2 separate regions of the Homo sapiens genome follow, and region 2 is linked to region 1. The links are chromatin loops, found by intact Hi-C in ENCODE. Cell type or tissue: GM12878. All regions are shown on one strand. Links, peaks and the distances in the headings refer to the core of each region. The heading gives the core; the rest is flanking DNA. Region 1 overlaps NUP205 (nucleoporin 205). Region 2 overlaps CNOT4 (CCR4-NOT transcription complex subunit 4).

What was found. Peaks named below come from ENCODE experiments on the same cell type or tissue, not always from the same donor. Only the 100,000 strongest peaks of a DNase experiment are listed, where the experiment ranks them.
Region 2: it touches region 1 in a loop (2.3-fold over the local background); 3 of 110 quality-filtered maps call a loop at or near these places.

Annotation. Positions count from the first base shown.
Region 1 is chr7:135,640,932-135,649,276 of GRCh38, reverse strand. NUP205 (nucleoporin 205) reads right to left here. Exons shown (of 43, transcript NM_015135.3): 39 at 5,919-6,085; 40 at 4,259-4,382; 41 at 3,681-3,809; 42 at 3,046-3,119; 43 at 524-873. The coding sequence ends at 721. Among named protein-coding and RNA genes, the nearest start is that of STMP1, 17 kb to the left of the region's middle. In GM12878, for the core only: a CTCF peak has its summit at 3,764 (motif pointing right); no DNase peak of the experiment used is centred there.
Region 2 is chr7:135,410,323-135,418,667 of GRCh38, reverse strand. CNOT4 (CCR4-NOT transcription complex subunit 4) reads left to right here. Exons shown (of 12, transcript NM_001190850.2): 4 at 3,406-3,492; 5 at 4,236-4,337; 6 at 5,055-5,180; 7 at 8,020-8,153. Among named protein-coding and RNA genes, the nearest start is that of CNOT4, 96 kb to the left of the region's middle. In GM12878, for the core only: a CTCF peak has its summit at 3,614 (motif pointing left); a DNase peak (open chromatin) is centred at 3,619.

The sequences.
Region 1 (8,345 bases), core at 54-8,053:
ACTATTTATATAGAATTCATATTATATTAGGTATTGTAAGTAATCTAGAAATGATTTAAAGTATACAAGAAGATGTATCTATATTATATGCAAACACAATGCCATTTTATATAAGGAACATGCATGCCAAAACATAGGTTTTGGTATCCGTGGGAGCCCTAGAACCAGTAATCACCAGATACCAAGGGACAATTGTATTGTCAACTTACGTGCAGAAAAGAAAAAAACAAAAAAAAGGAAAACCTAAATAATTTTAGGAAAAAGCTTGACTTTTTCAGACATTTTCACAGTATTGAGTACACTATTCTATAAGAGCATGGCTATATTTTAGTAACCCTGAATATTGTTAATAGTGTAATGTAGCTACAAAGGGTGAAAAAATTAGAATTTTCAGACTATGCCTTTAATCTGGCATTCAGAATAATATCTCTATGGGAAAATCACCACTGTTGAAGGTTTATTTGTTAGATTCCTGATAATGCTGATCAAAAGATAAAAGATCAAAAGATTAACCATACATTTGTTTTGTTTTTTTAAAAAGTATTTATTTTTTACTAGTGAGGATGGAACTAGGGGAAGAAGTTTACAGAAAAGATGTCCATATACAAAGAAAGAAATAGCAAAATATTTTTGGTCATAATTTAGAAAGAAACTAATCTATAAAATGGAGACAATTCTCCCCAATTCATCTCTCTCATAGAAGAGCATAAGCACGGGCTCTCAGTTCCTTGATATCCTCAAGAGGCCACGGATACGTCTGACAAGAGCCTGTATGAAACTATATCGAGATCGAACTTTTGAATATAATCCTTCAATGTCCAGAAGTTTCTTTTGTAGTGATTCTCCAAAAGCGTTGATTGCATCAGCCTGAAGCTAGCGGTGACACAAAAGACATTTTGTTAAAATTGTTGTCTCAAATATTTCTTTTATTCTAAGTCTTCCAATTTAAAACACTTTAGAATTTTTGTAATGTGGTTCTTTCAATGTAAATACTTTTGAATTTTTGTAATGTGTTACTAAATTAACTAAACATTCACATTTTCTACCTTAGAATTTTTTGGTTTAATTCTCATGTTTTTCCTGCTTTCTTTTCTTGTATAAATTTAAAAACCTGCTTTAAATAGCAATGAATGTTGATGCTGATGCTGATATACTAACATACACACAAAAACATTTCCTGAAGGGCCATACAAGAAGTCAGTAAGACTGGCGGGGGAGGGAGGGAAGGAGAATGCAGGGAAGGAAGGGAGGGAGGGAGGACAGGAGGGTAGGTGGGAAAGAAGCTTTTACTTTTTACTTCATTTTGCAATTTTTAAAAACCCACTTGCATGCTTTTGTTTTCAAAAAATATTAATGTGGGGATACACCTGTTATATGCTTTAGAATTCATATATATTCTAGAATGCATATGTAGTTTCAGATGGATCTTTTTGATGTTATACTAAAAGACTAAAATTAAGTACAATATTAGATCAATCTACCTGTTTTCAGTTTTGCATTAAAATCACAACACAGAGTGTGAGATTATTTATTAATCCTGCATTTTTTTCTAGCTTTTTCACAAAGCAGTCTAAATGAAATAGTAACAGTTATTACTTCAAAATATATTTATTTTTGTTGTCCTAGCTACTCAGGATGCTGAGGCGGGAGAATCACTTGAGCCCAGGGGGTTGAGGCTGCAGTGAACTGTGGTCACACCACTGCATGCCAGCCTGGGTAATGGAGTGAGACCTTGTCTCTCAGACAAAACAAACAAACAAACAAACTTCTGAATAATCTTCTTTGGCTAATTTTGCACATGGCCTCAATTAACACTAGTTCTCCTAAACAAGCCTAGCCACAAAACGAATTCCTTTTATAAAGTCACTAAGGGGCGAATGTAGTCTGGATTGGGATGGGAGCGTGGTATTCATGATATCCAGCAAGCTGTGCTTTGGAGGCTGCTGTAACTGCACCTTTCATTCCCAACCTTGTTTTAAGAAAAATAGCAAAAAGAGGGATTTGGGAGGAGCAGAGGCTTTATCAAATCATGGCTAAGGACATTCAGATGGCTAGCAGAGGATCTAGCTGTAATTCATTTTCCCTAACATCACACACCCTGATACCTGCTTTGTTAGAAACATAACTTTGCTATTAGTTTAATATGAGGTTTTCATTGTAATTGTTTTTGGCATACTCTTCATTCATTCTAACACTACTGATCAACAGGTTAGTAAGAGCACAGTGTTGTGTACTATGGTCTATGACGGCGGGATTTGTATTGGCTGCTCTCAATCTCACCATTAAATTATTTCCTGAAAAATAAGTGCTGAGTGATACTTTGTACCTAAAAAGTTCTACAAAGCTAATCAAAAGACATCAGGAGTTTCCAGATCATAATGCCTACCAATCACGGAATGCTTACCATGTTCTAGGTACAACACTAGCAGCCTCACATACATGAAACCTCACTTAATTCTGACAAAACCCTCTGAGGTTGAATCCTCCTATTTCTTAGATGAAGCAATTGAGGCTCGGAAGTTAAGTAAGTTGTTCAAAGTCATATAGCTGTTAAAATGGTCAAGCTAGAGTTCAAACCAGGTGTCTGTAAGCAACCCTGAAAATCATAATCTTATTAACATACCAGGCTTTCCTTTTTACTTACTTACTTACATTCATTCATTTATTTATTTATTTATTGGAGACAAGGTCTTGCTTCACTCTTTCATTCATTTATTGGAGACAAGGTCTTGCTCTGTTGCCCAGGCTGGAGTGCAGTGGTGCAATCACAGCTCACTGCAGCCTCAGTCTCCCAGGCTCAGGTGATTCTCCCACCTCAGCCTCCCAGGTAGCTGTGACTACAGGTGCATGCCACCACAGTATGCCAATTTTTTTTTTTAAGAGACGGGGTCTCACTATGTTGCCCAGACTGCTCTCAAACTCCTGGGCTCAAGCAATCCTCCCGTCTCGGCCTCCCAAAATGCTGGGATTACAGATGTGTACCATCACACCCAGCCCTTTTACTTTAATGAAGAAAAATAAAAGAATATGAGAATAGAACCTTACCTGGTCTAAATCATGTTGGCTCACTATAGCCAGCCCACTTCTAAAATCTAGATTGGTTTCTGAGGCGAAGGAATCTAGAGATAAAAAAACAGAGTCATACCGGCTGTGCAAGTACCTATCTACCACACAGTGGAGGAACCTGATGACAATGAATAATAACAATAGCACCATGAAAAACACGGCTCAAGATTGGGAACTCAATTTTCAACTTTTAGCAAATGGAAGCCCCTAGAAAGCATTTCACTGGTCCAGACCAGGGTTCTCAGCTTTTCTCTATTTCCTTCCACCTAAGGGATCCAATATATGGCCATCAGTCACAGAGGCCCACTCCAGCAATAAGAATCAGCATAATAGCAGACCTCCTCCATTCTTCTAGAGCTGGATCAGCCCCCTAACTGCAGCAAGAAGCTAAGGAACAGCTGATGAGCAGGCTCTAGAATATTCTTATGCTCAGCACAATGTCCCGTGAACAGAAAGTAAAATGCAAGAAATAGCTACGTCTAGTGACTAAACAGCTCTTGATTCACCCAATTCACTCTAAGTAATCTGGAAACAAAAATAAAAAAAAACTGGTACTAGCTTTTCAAGGCACAAATAGGTATTTATGGTTCATTAATTTTTAGCAGAAAGTTTACCTTGCAGTCTTCTGCTTTTAAACAAGGTTCTCGAGGCAAATAAGGAATCTTGAGAATCCGTGGGCATGCAATGTAACAAGTAGTACTCCAGATGGCGCCAAAGAATAAATAGGCAGGTCTCTATGATAACTATACCAGAGCTCAGATTAAAGGAACATAATCTCATCAAATATGTTTTACACACCAGTTTCGGAGGAGAAGAAAAAAGGACAGACTGCACTCACTTAATGAGGTACCCACAGCCTCAGTCTAACAGACAGGGTCTCACTGAAGGCTCCTCAAGAGGAAGCAGCAAGGTGTGCTGAGGAAAGAGGTGGGGACCTTGGGGTCCTGTGCCAGCAGTCTCATGTCCCTACCTTCTTCCCTAACAGAAAGTGCCCATGTATTTTATCAGTATTACCAGCTACTCTAAAAGATAAGAACAAAAACTATGATTTGGAAATACATTAGGCATTTACTGGGAAAAAATTAAGTTTATCTCCTTCCACCTGGTTTTGGTGCCCAAATAATATGAGAATAAGTGAACAGTTCCTATATTTCAAGGTCATCATTCAAGTGCATGATTTCATAAAGGATACAAGAACAAAGGGAAAGCAGTTTAGCTCGATTGTTGATCACCTTCACCAAGCGCCGTCTTGCTAGAACATATTTCTGAGCAGTGGAGATTTTATCAACACCAGCAGGCATCACAGACTGACACAACTAGAAGAAACAAATGTGGTATTAGAATGACATCAACTGGAATGAAATTTTTAATGAAAAACTACTATCAGCAGGTCACCATGATAAATGCTATGAAAAACACTCAAATTTAAACATCCTTGCAGATAAGAGTTTTTATCTAAGAAGCTAGCAATTTTTAAAAATTACAGCCAAAGAAGCAAATTCACAAATGAACATTTATCTGCTGCCTTTTGAAAAAGTCTGTCCCTGAAACACAGTCAGGGTTGCTGATGAAACCCTGAATTTCCTGTCACATTAAAACAAACCAAGACAAAATGATAGGTTTTTCAAACAGTAGCTATAACAATCCCATGGAGAATTTCTAACAGTTGTCAGGTATCTTCTGCAAAAAATACAAGGTAGACACCTAGAGCATAACTAAAATCTGATCATCAACCAAAGCTCCCATGACCACTTCTCAATGTGGCACACACACAAGCACAGTTGTTCCAGCTAATGTTCTGATGCTGGGTTCCACAGAAGGCGTACTGAAGTGAGGCTGATGGAAGGCCACGCGCTTCATGATGATGATGCAATTCCTCTTACAAGTACAAACATCACTGATTAGCTACACATTAGAGGAAGGACTGCCAGGCATGAACCCAAAATTTCAGGGGTTACCTAAACCCAGTCATTGACTCCTGCCTCACCCTGTTCCTGCCAGCTACATGCCTTTGGGTAAGTTATGCAAGTCTTCTGTGCCTCAGTTTCCTCACATGAGAAATGAGAATAGAAACAATATCTGCCCGGGTGTTAGGTAGAACATGTAGTTCAGGGCCTGGCATGTTGTAGACACTCAATAAATGTCCCCTGAGTTTACCAGAAAAGTGGCAAGAGGGAGTAGGCATGGACTACTCATAAGAGTAACATGGAAGTTTTTAGAAAACTTGGTGCAAACCAGGAATGACAAAGTGGCTCAACATTCAGGCTGCGACAGGACACCAGGAAGCTTCAGCACTGCCTTAGGAACTGGCCAAGAGATGCCTTACATTCAGCTGTGCCAAATGGAAAAGGCAGCAAGCTACTTAGTAGCAATCCTGGTAATGCAGCATCTTTAGTTATTAATACTGTAAGTAGAGGGAATGCTTCTGGGTCACTGAGGGAAGGCAGTCAAGTCTCATATGCTATCCCATTTGTTTGAAAGATTTGCTAAACAGATATTGAAGATGCTGAAGGCACAGAGACATTTACCCAAGTTCTATTAAAAAAAAAATCTGTAACAGAAGCCTTTCTCAGAACAGATTTTAGAGTATAAATGACCCAAAACTCTTCATTCAAAGGCCAGCTGCCTTTCTATTTTCTTGAACAGGTGCTACACTTCACTGTTTTTCAGTCAAGAGTTTCTATGCTTATAAGGCTGGTGCTACGGCGAAGGAGTCTTCTTCAAATCACACAGAAGAATCATTCCAATTCCTTCAGTCATACTGTATACGTTGTCTTTACTCAGTCTGAGTACCCTGGCCTAGTAACAGCAATGATTTCTCAAGTCCCCCCAGCTCATTATAAGATTCGTACCTCTTTTATCTCATCTGGGGGAAGCTGCTCTACATTTTGTAGCTTGCTGACACTCTGTCGATGACTGTCATAATAGCTGAAGAAATCATTAGCACTCTGTTTCAGCAGGTAGATGATAATGCCTAAACCAGGCAGGCGCCAGTATGGAACCACTGGAGCTTGGGTATCTAATAGAGGTGATGACATAAAACAATGTTCCACTTATAAGCATTTCATATGAATTTCAAATGACCTGTTTTAAAACAAGGGATGCCCCAGAATTTAAGGACATGTAACCTGTCATTAAAACCAACCCAAGATTACTTTTAAATGCCATTTATAATTTAAAGAACAAATGGTTAGGAGCCACTGTAATCAGGTACATACATAAGGCTGGAAATCCTGCGAGAATAAAGAAATCTGACTGATGCACATTGGCAGAGCCTACCCTTTATTAGGCAAAGAGTCCTTTGAGAACTCTATCAAAGTATAAACCTTACACACACACACACACACACACACACACACACACACACCCCTCCACATCAAAAACAATATACACAATTGTGGGGTTTCTTAACACCAAGTGACTAATTCCTGCTTTGCCTGATGGCTCTAGTTGTATGGATTCATTTCTGGTCTGCATCTTTCTGGTTACTAAATTGCCAGCTCAAAGTCATTCTTTCAAAGAGACAAGAATAGTAACTGAAATATTCAAAAAATATAAATGGATTTAAACTTTAAAAAATCTTTTGCCACAACAGCTACATTACGGTAGTAAAACAAAATGATCTGCCTTTTACCTGGCTACTGGCTAATGAAGATGCAAAGGAACAGTGGGATGTCATAAAAGTTGTTTGCAGAGGGAAAACTAGAAAGCAATAACAATATTATCCTAGGACAGGCACGGTGGCTCACACCTGTCAACAATTTGGAAGGCTGAGGAGAGAGAATGGCTTGAGGCCAGGAGTTCAAGACCAGCCTGGGCAACAGAGACCCCGTCCCTACAGAAAAGAAAAAAAAAATCATCCTAGAGATAGTCTGTGTAGTGCAATTAGAGCAATCTCCTCTAGTGACTAAGGGATTTCGTGGAAACATTGTGGCAATTTCTTTTTTTTTTTTTTTGAGATGGAGTCTTACTCTGTCATCCAGCCTGGAGTACAGTGGTTCGATCTCGGCTCACTGCAACCGCCACCTCCTGGTTTCAAGCGATTCTCCTGCCTCAGCCTCCCGAGTAGCTGGGATTACAGGCGCATGCCACCACACCCAGTTATTTTTTGCATTTTTAGTAGAGATGGGGTTTCACCATGATGGCCAGGCTGGTCTCAAACTCCTTACCTCAGGTGATCCACCCGCCTCGGCCTCCCAAAGTGCTGGGATTACAGGCACGAGCCACCACACCTGGCCCAACACTGTGGCAATTTCAAGTTCAATTTGGAGATAATCTTTGTTTAATGACCCAAACTGCCATGAATACTGAAGGAGAGATCTACATTTGCTTTTTCTTCACTATCAACTCCCTTAACTTTGCTCTAAAGTCTGACTCATAGATCTTTTTCTTTCTTTCTTGTTTTTTTTTGAGACAGGTTTCTTACTTTGTCACCCAGGCTGGAGTGCAGTGGCACAAATAGGGATCACTGCAACCTCAACCTCCTGGGCTCAGGTGATCCACCTCAACCTCCTGGGCTCAGGTGATCCTCCCACCTCAGCCTCCCAAGTAGCTAGGATTAAAGGTGCACGCCACCACACCCAGCTAATTTTTTTGTATTTTTTGGTAGAGATGAGGTTTTGCCATATTGCCCAGGCTGGTCTCTACCTTCTGGGCTCAAGCAACGTACTGCCTTAGCCTCCCAAAGTGCTGGGATTACAGGCGTGAGCCACCACACCTGGCCAATCTCATACATCTTTATACAGAGGGGAAGAGACAGAAGAGTCCTTTGTCTGTGGATGCTGCCACCAACTAAGACATCCTAGACAAATTCAGTTTGCCAGGTATCCTCTTCTAGTCTACAGCAAGATGTGACAGTTTTCACAATACATTGTTATAGAGAGCCTTCTCCTACTGAAATTAGGTATCCTGGTCCCCAGATAACATTTGTATAATCTCTACCCTGGTAGGAAGATACCCACAAAGAGGATGATTGAATGCTTGGAGGACTCCAAAGCATTTCAGGAATTCTTACCATACTAACTTGCCCAAGTCTAGAAAATATTTGCGCATTCAGAGGCTATCAGGTTTGTATAAACCTTTCCCCTCATGCCTTGGCCTGATTCCAACATGCAGATATTGGAATCCCCCCATGGTGGCCCCTTTTTATCCTATCTTCCTGGCAGCAAACTTTTTTTTTTGTTAGAGGCATGATCTTGGCTCACTGCAGCCTTGAACTTCTGGGCTCATGTGATCCCCCTGCCATAGTCTCCTGAGTAACTGGGATTACAGGCTCAGCC
Region 2 (8,345 bases), core at 346-8,345, 230 kb after region 1:
CAAATAAGAAACTGAGGCAAAAGGAAGTTGAGTGACTTGTCCGTGGTCTTACAGTTCCTATTCCAGTGTATTCTGTGTTGATTATTGGCATGTTGTTCATCCATCCATTCATTTATTCACTCATTCATCCATCTGATTACCAAGTTTTTGTTTTTTCTCTGTAGTATCTATGAATACTTGACTGTTTTCCCAAGGAATATATAGCAAGATATTTTGGTACTAGACATGCCCTTGAACATTTATAATTCTGTCACATGGCCTCTTATTTTCTATGTTAGTAGGAAAATTGGCCCACTGTGAAGGACATCGTGATATTGAGTATATAGATAATGTGCTGATGTACAGGGTGCTCTGTCTACTCTCCATAACCTTTGTTAGTTCACTAGAATACTATTTTGCTAGTTGTTTAGGCAGAATCTAGAGTGTTCAAGTTAATATGGAAAGTTTAAATTCATTGTTTTTCCCTTGCCTGGGCAGCCTATTTCTTATCAACCGCTTGCCATTTGCTAATACTTTGAGGCCCACTATTGTTACAAATCCGTGTAATTCTTTTTGTTTAATGCTAAGATAGTTCAGTTTTTCAGTAAGCATTTATTGAGTACCTGCAATATGCCAGGCATTATTTAAGACACTGAGCATATACTGATAAACAAGTAGTAGTAGATAAATAAGTAGTACCTTCCTTTTTACGAAAGTAACAATATGAGAAGTGTTGTGTGCTGTAAAGGCACAAGGGATAGCATTCCACCTTGGGAGGGAGGTACGTACCCCTCTGCTGTCTTTGGGGTAAAGTGCTTCTGGCACAGCAACTATACAAATGCTTCTGGATGAGAAAGACCTCAATCTGCAAGTGATTTGTTTGGCTGGAAGATTAGATTGCAGTGGTGAGAAAGAAGGTGCCAAGGTAAGTGGTAATGGATCATGAAGGGCTTTCTAACCACGCTAAGGAGTTTGCACTTTATCCTAAAGGCAGTGGAAAACTTTTGAATGTTCTTAAGAACAGAGTGACACGGTTAGATTTGTGCTTTGACAGTACCATTCTGGCTGCAGTGTGAACATGTCATCATAATTACATACCAATCTCATGTTGTTATAAAGGTGTTACACCCAAACGTTGGCCAGAAAACATTTCCATAAACCAGTGGCCTTCAACCTTATCCGACTCAGTGTCCACTTTTTAAAAACGAATGTAACACCCCTTGACTTTCATGAAATGACTTCTTGATAATATAATTTGTCTACACACATAATTTGAAAAAGTATATATAAACAAGGAATAAAAGGAAAGTAATTATAAAAAGACTATTTGTACATATAAATGCTTGTACATTCCTACTCTAGAACCTTGCTATTCAAGGTGTGGCCTCTGGGCCCATAACATTAATATCACTGGAGAGCTTATTAGGCAAACTCTTCAGCCCTGCCTCAGATCTGCTGGATCTGAATCTGCATTTTAACTAGATCATTGAAGAATTTCTTTACATATTGAGGCTCTAAAGTACTATTTTATCCTATGTAATAAAGAAGTAAGATACTTGCACCTATTTGTAAAATCATGGACTGTGACAACTACAAATGCAGATTGTTACTGGTGTATGAATTGGCAACTCAGGTACCATGAAACATCAATAATGTGATTTTTCTCAGATAACTCTTAGTAAAATTTTAAACAAAGCTGGGAAAATACTTTGTAATTACGTATAATATGAAATTTGTTTCTGGCTCAATAAACAGCTTCAGGCATGTCTTGCAGGGCATTCAGAAATTGTGCGGGACAATTCTTTGTTGTACGGGGCTAGCCTGAGCCTTGAAAGACATCTCTGGTCCCCATCCACTGAACACCAGTAGACTCTCCCAGTCACTTTAACAGTCTCTCCCAATAAAAGTTTCCACAAATTTCCAGACTGCCCCTTGAGTGCTTCCCTCATTGAGAACTACTGCCTTAAACCTATGATGCTGATGCAGGACAACCTGTGACCGGCCTGACTGAACCCTTTGGAGCAGGTATCTTAGCTATGACGCTGGTTGCTGAGTTGGTATGCATCCAGCTGGAATATTGAATGCAGTTCCAAACTCCACTAGCCAGAAAGCTTTTTCAAACTCTGCTCTTCTCTCTTTATCAACCCTGAGACTTTGCTACGGATGACTTAAGGGTCATTGTGTTAGCCACTGTTACTATCATATCCCTCAGGGGTTTTGGGTGGAAAAGAGATTGAAACTCAGTGTAATTACCTCACCTTCTAATCCATTAGAATTGGCTACAGCAAACATAACAGTTACCTTATACTTACAAGCACCTAAAATAAAATATAAGATTAATTACTTTCTATTAATTAGGTAGAAGACTAAGAATTAATGATACACCCGCCGTAGATTTATTCATGAAGCTTTGATTCTATCAAATGCAGAACATAATAGCTAAATTATAAGTCTGTAAGAATATTATCAAATATGAATGGGAAGAAATACTTTACACACACTTGAATAGTTACATGCAGAAAGCTTTCATTTGCAGAGAGCTTGCTATTTGGAGAGATTGTAGGAACAGTAGGTCTAAAGATACATTCTAGGAAAACAGAATTTTGAGGTAGTTGCAAATTATGTGAGATGTCTTTTTATCAAGTTACATACCGGTCAAATTAGCCAAGGTTAAGTTTGTAAGAGAAGCTGAAAGAATGCATATAGTGTTCACAAAGTAAAGGAGATGAGGTACGTAGGTACCACCAAGAAGTAACCAGGTAATAAAGAAAGAAACGTGTAAATTTGTTTCCGAAATGTTACGTACCAGGAAAAGTAGGGGAAAAAGCCTCATGAGACAGATGAGAAATGGTAAAACTGATTGACATAGGAAACTGTATGCACAATGATAAATCATAAAGCATAGAGGGTTGAGTGGGCACTCTGTTACTTGAAATTTGTGATTTATAAACAGTGTTATATGCAATAGATTTATGAGTAAAGACTGTCTTTATGTCTGTTCTTTCAATTCTGTCTTTACCTTTAATACATAATTTTGGTCATTGTTTTTGAAGAATTGCTTTCGTGTAAGGATCATCTCTTAATGGCAATGTAGTTAAGATCTTTGATCTGTTTTGTGTTTAAGAATACTGTACAGGTAAGATCCCATAGACTATTGGAGCAGTTATTAGAACATAGTAGATAATACCAAATTTAGTGAGTCTCAGTTTCTATTCAGTGGGTCAAGAAAAAAAATAGCTTTTAAACTCTTTTGATTTCCTATAGGTTAGCTACACAAACTGCAATTAGGAGGTAGTGACATTTATTAGAAAACTTTAAAAATTATCTTTTTCCTTTTGCTGAAGAGGGATGATGAATGTCTCCATTATAAGGATAAAGTTGTTTAAAATGGGGACAGTTTATACCTTATTTCTTCTTCTTTTATAGGTTTTAAAACGACCAGAATATTTTGGGAAGTTTGGTAAAATACATAAAGTTGTCATCAATAATAGCACATCATATGCAGGCTCACAGGTAACTAATTTTAGGGATTTTTGCTTTTCCTCCCTATGGTCTGGGCTTGACCTGGGCTGTTCCAAAGGAAACTTTGCTCTCTCTGATTAGAAAGCTTGAGGGACAAGGACTTAAGCAATGTAGTGACCTCTGTTGGTGGGGTGGGGGATTTTTTGCTGCTTATTTGACCCTTCTAGGACTTAACAATTAAGAGGGAAATAGTAAAACAAACATTTAGTGATGGAGTGAAAGGGAGGGGGAGGTGAGTCTGTTATCAGGCAATGTGATAAATAGATGAGGATTCGATAGTGATTTCTAATCTGTAATATTTTCAGATATTGAAAACTTAATAGTGTCTTTGTTATGCTGCTGTTATCAGATAGAATAGTTTTCCAGATTGCATTTATTTTTGAGAATGTAATTTGACATAGTCTTTAAGTCTTATTTTTTAATCTAAATTTTAATTTTTTTATAACCTTGACGAGCCTGTCAAATGACTGTCTAAAAAAATAAATCCCAAGCCAAAGTAATATTTTATTCACATATATTACAGTATTCTTAAAATCAGATAAAATTCATTGAGTATTATTACTTTCAAATGAGCTAGTTTAGTGTTTAATCAAAACTGCCACTACTACTACTAATTATTGTCATTAGTAATAGTAGTAGTCAGGGTCTTTAGAATTCCCTAGGTTGCAGTAGAATTTTTTTAGTATTGTTTAATTTTTAACTAATAACAGTGGAATGGGATGTTTTCACTTTAGGGTCCAAGTGCCAGTGCTTATGTAACCTATATCCGGTCAGAAGACGCTCTCAGAGCCATACAGTGTGTCAACAATGTGGTAGTAGATGGCAGAACACTTAAGGTAATATAGTCCTCTTGATTCTTTTTTTTTTTTTTAAGGAAGACGAGATAAAATATAGTAAGTAGAGGAGAACTGAGCATTTATATATTAAATTTGACAGTTAATTTGAAGAGTCTGTCTTAGGGTCCATACCATCTATTATAGCTAATTTGTTTACTGCTGGTTTCTGTAGGGTCCTCTTTTACCAGATAGGAATAAACACATTCATTATCGGGGATAATCTTTTAAAATATCGCATTTTTACATATATCTTATTTTGTGAAAATAGTACCATTATTTTCTTCAGAAATAGGTAGTCCTTAAATATATGGACATTGATTCCAGTTTCAGTGAAGAGTCCCACTAAGCAAAGCTTTACTGTTAGTGGAAGGAGGATGGCATAATTAGAAAAAGGAATTTGCCTTCTTATGTGTCTAACCACTCATAACATGGAACAGATTTTTTTGTCTATCTCCTCTCCTTATATCTAGGGAAGATTTGGGTGTCCAAGTTTTGGAAACCATAGACAGATGTTTCCTTTAGTTCTTCCAAATGAGCCTCATCTATAATAAATCCTGCTAATAAGAGTTTAGTTCTCTAGTATTTGCAGCCATACTTTTTGTTTTGTCATGTTTGTGCCTCATTTTAGGTGACTTGAAAACACTAAACATGGAGATTCTCATTGTGTTGTCAGTTCACATTGAGTCTTCTTTTCCTTTACCCCTCTTCCTCCTGCAGGCATCTCTAGGTACAACAAAATACTGCAGTTACTTCTTAAAGAATATGCAGTGTCCAAAACCTGACTGCATGTATCTTCATGAATTGGGGGATGAGGCGGCCAGCTTCACAAAAGAGGAAATGCAGGTAGTAAAGTCATGTGAATTATCAACTTTGCAGAAAAGGGAGTACTTTTTTTTTTATTAGTTAACATTGCAAAAGCAAAAACTAAGGATTTGATTTTGTAAAAACTGATATTACTTTAAAGTAGCATTTGCCAAATGAAGTGTTTAATGGAAGGTCAGTTCTGCAGGATATTGTTACAATAAAAATGTGTCTGTGGTCAACTAAGTTTGAAATGCTAGATTAATGAAGATGAACAGGTTTCTTTGCTTTAAGACTTTTCAGAGTCCTTAATATGCTAATACAGATCCACGAAGGGAATTTACAACCAGAACTTAGTTGACCAGGAAAACACTTTGGGAAATGCTATTTTAAGGGGAATGTCAACAAAATGAAAGCTAAGTGGGATATTGTAATTATTTGTTAAACCAATCTATACTCTTTACAGAGCTTGCTAGAAAATAATACTCTGTCAAATGATGCTGATAAACTAATATTATTTTTACAAAATTATTCTCCCCATGCAAGTGTCCACTGAGTCAGTATCCTGTAAAGGGTGAATTGAAGGCTTAATATCCTATGTTCTTTTTTACATTTCCTCTTCTCCTGTCTCCTTTCAATTTGTAGTATAAACATGCCTTAACAAGTAAAAATGTTGACCATACGACATATTAAATGAGGATTATACCAAAGCACAATGCTGCACTTCCCTATTGTAGATGAGGACTTCAGATTGTTGCTGTGGACTTTTCAGGAATACTTCTCATTTAGAAGGTGGGGGGCATTCATTGCTACCTTTCATTCTCCAGGTCAAACTAGAGAAAGTCTGGTAGGGGCTCCTTTAAGAAAAGATTGTTAAATGGAGTATTACCTTTTTTGACTTGGAGCTAGTACAGATTAAATCCCATTATAATAAATACATCAGAGTTTTCTTGATAGTATGGTCTTTATGATTCAAAAACAATGTTAAAATAAGGTCTATCTGATATTTAATAAGGACAGATGACTTAACTGATTTCTTAATGCTTTTTTTGTTTGTTTTTTGGATGAAACCTTCTTGAATGAAATCTAAGGTAGAACCATTTCAAAATTTCAAACTAAATTTTAATTAGTAGAGGGTATACTTTATTCATATTTCCTATCAATTTCTGTCTATCAGAATTTACAAGTCCCACCCAGTTGATCTCATTTAAAGTAATATTAAACAATAAAATAAAATGTATGGGCTGTCCTTTGGAACTTGTTTGTAATGGGATTTAACCTGTCTTTATGAACTGCCCCTGTAGAGTCATTTTAATATCAAGTTGAGCTCTTTGTGGCTTTCCACAGATATTAGTGAAAGCCGTATCTCCTGAAGTATTGATTCCAGAAATAATTTTCAAGACTTTTCATGTTTTAAAAATGTAAATTTCACATCTAATGTATTTTTAAAAATAATTTAAAACTAATTTCATAATGTTGTCCTGAATTTATCTTGCTCTTCTTTAGCTGAGTTTAAAATTACTTTAAAAGGGGATTTTTTGTTGTTGTTGTTAAAACACTTTCTTGATGTAGGAAAGAAATTTGAATAAATTTTATGGCAAAAATCAGAAAATCTTTCCTTGTTACTGCGTAACTCAAAATTTAGTGCCATAGGAAATATTTATAGGTCCAATAGAAACAAGCAAGTGGCCTCTCAGAACAGGGAACGATGCATTGTGCAGTATATATGACACAATTATGCTCAGTTAAGTGCAATTGCCCTCACTTGTTATTGTTTTGATTTGTTCCGTTTTGGTTTTGTTGTATAACATCTATTTAGACCATAATTTAAAAAAATTAACATCCCTGAAGGTAAGTAAAACTATTCTTCCAGTCTAGATATACATGCAAATAGTAAAATGTTACTCAAAGTAAGTTCATTATCATTTATTTTTGTGTCTAATTAGCTTCCACAGGCAATCTTTGCCTAATTTTTCCCATAATATTTGTGACATTGCCTTTTGATGTACACCTACCCAGCTAGAGTAAGCATAGCATTCTTTTGTGTATAGAGCAGAGGTTGGCAAACTTTTTCTGTAAAGGCCAGTTAGTAAATATTTTAGGGTTTCTGAGCTATGTATGTAGTCTTCTGTCACAACTACTTTACTCTGCCTCTGTTGCACTACTACATCCTGCCTTTGTAGCAGAATGGCAGCCAAATACAATATGTAAATGAATGGGCATGACCATGTTCCAGTAAAACTTTATTTATAAAAACAGGCAACTGGCTGTAAATTGCTGACCCTGGGTCTAGAGTTTAAAATACATTAATTTTTATTTTACTTTTGATAACCATAGAAGAAAAGAGAAAGCAAAAACTAATTCATGGAAGTTTTACTTAGTGTCAAGATAATGAAGAATATAGTAAAACTGTTCATCTATGTATTACTTCAAGTGCTAATCTCCAAATTAAAAAGGAGACTGATGAATTTTGGCTGATTTTCAGAAAACTCAGTGTTACAAGACTTAATTCTTACATGAAAGACTTGGAAGTAGGTTTAAAGTGGACCTTACACTTTTTGAGCTAGCAAAAATGTTCTTCCCTTAATATGCTTTTCTGTACAATAAATGGGTTGATGAAATGCCTTAATTTAATTTATCAGATATATATCATATAATTTTGTTGGAATGACTTTCATTGATCTAGAAGTTTTGTGATATCCTCACAGGTTTCTCTTACTTGTTTTATTTAAAAATTTATTTAAAATTTATTTAATATTTTATTTTTTAAAAATATTATTTATTTTATTTAAAATATATTTAATAATTCAGAAGATTATTCAGTATTTTATACCAGCCATTTTGTGAATCCCACTGCAGTTTTAATTTCTTCTTTCGTTAGGCGGGTAAACACCAAGAATATGAACAGAAGCTACTTCAAGAATTATATAAATTAAATCCCAATTTTCTTCAGCTATCTACGGGTTCAGTTGATAAAAATAAGAACAAAGTGACACCACTGCAGAGGTACGATACGTAAGTATTGATATTGATAGTCAGACATCTTACCTTCTTATCAGTTGATCTTCTCTTTTCATTTTAGATCTTTTTCAGGCAAAATCCTTGTTGACAAGGTCTGTCATTTATGCAGAATTGTTTAGCTGTATGGGAAATGTTGAGTCACAATTTCTGGGTTTGAATGCTTGCTGCCTACTTTTCCCTGGTAAC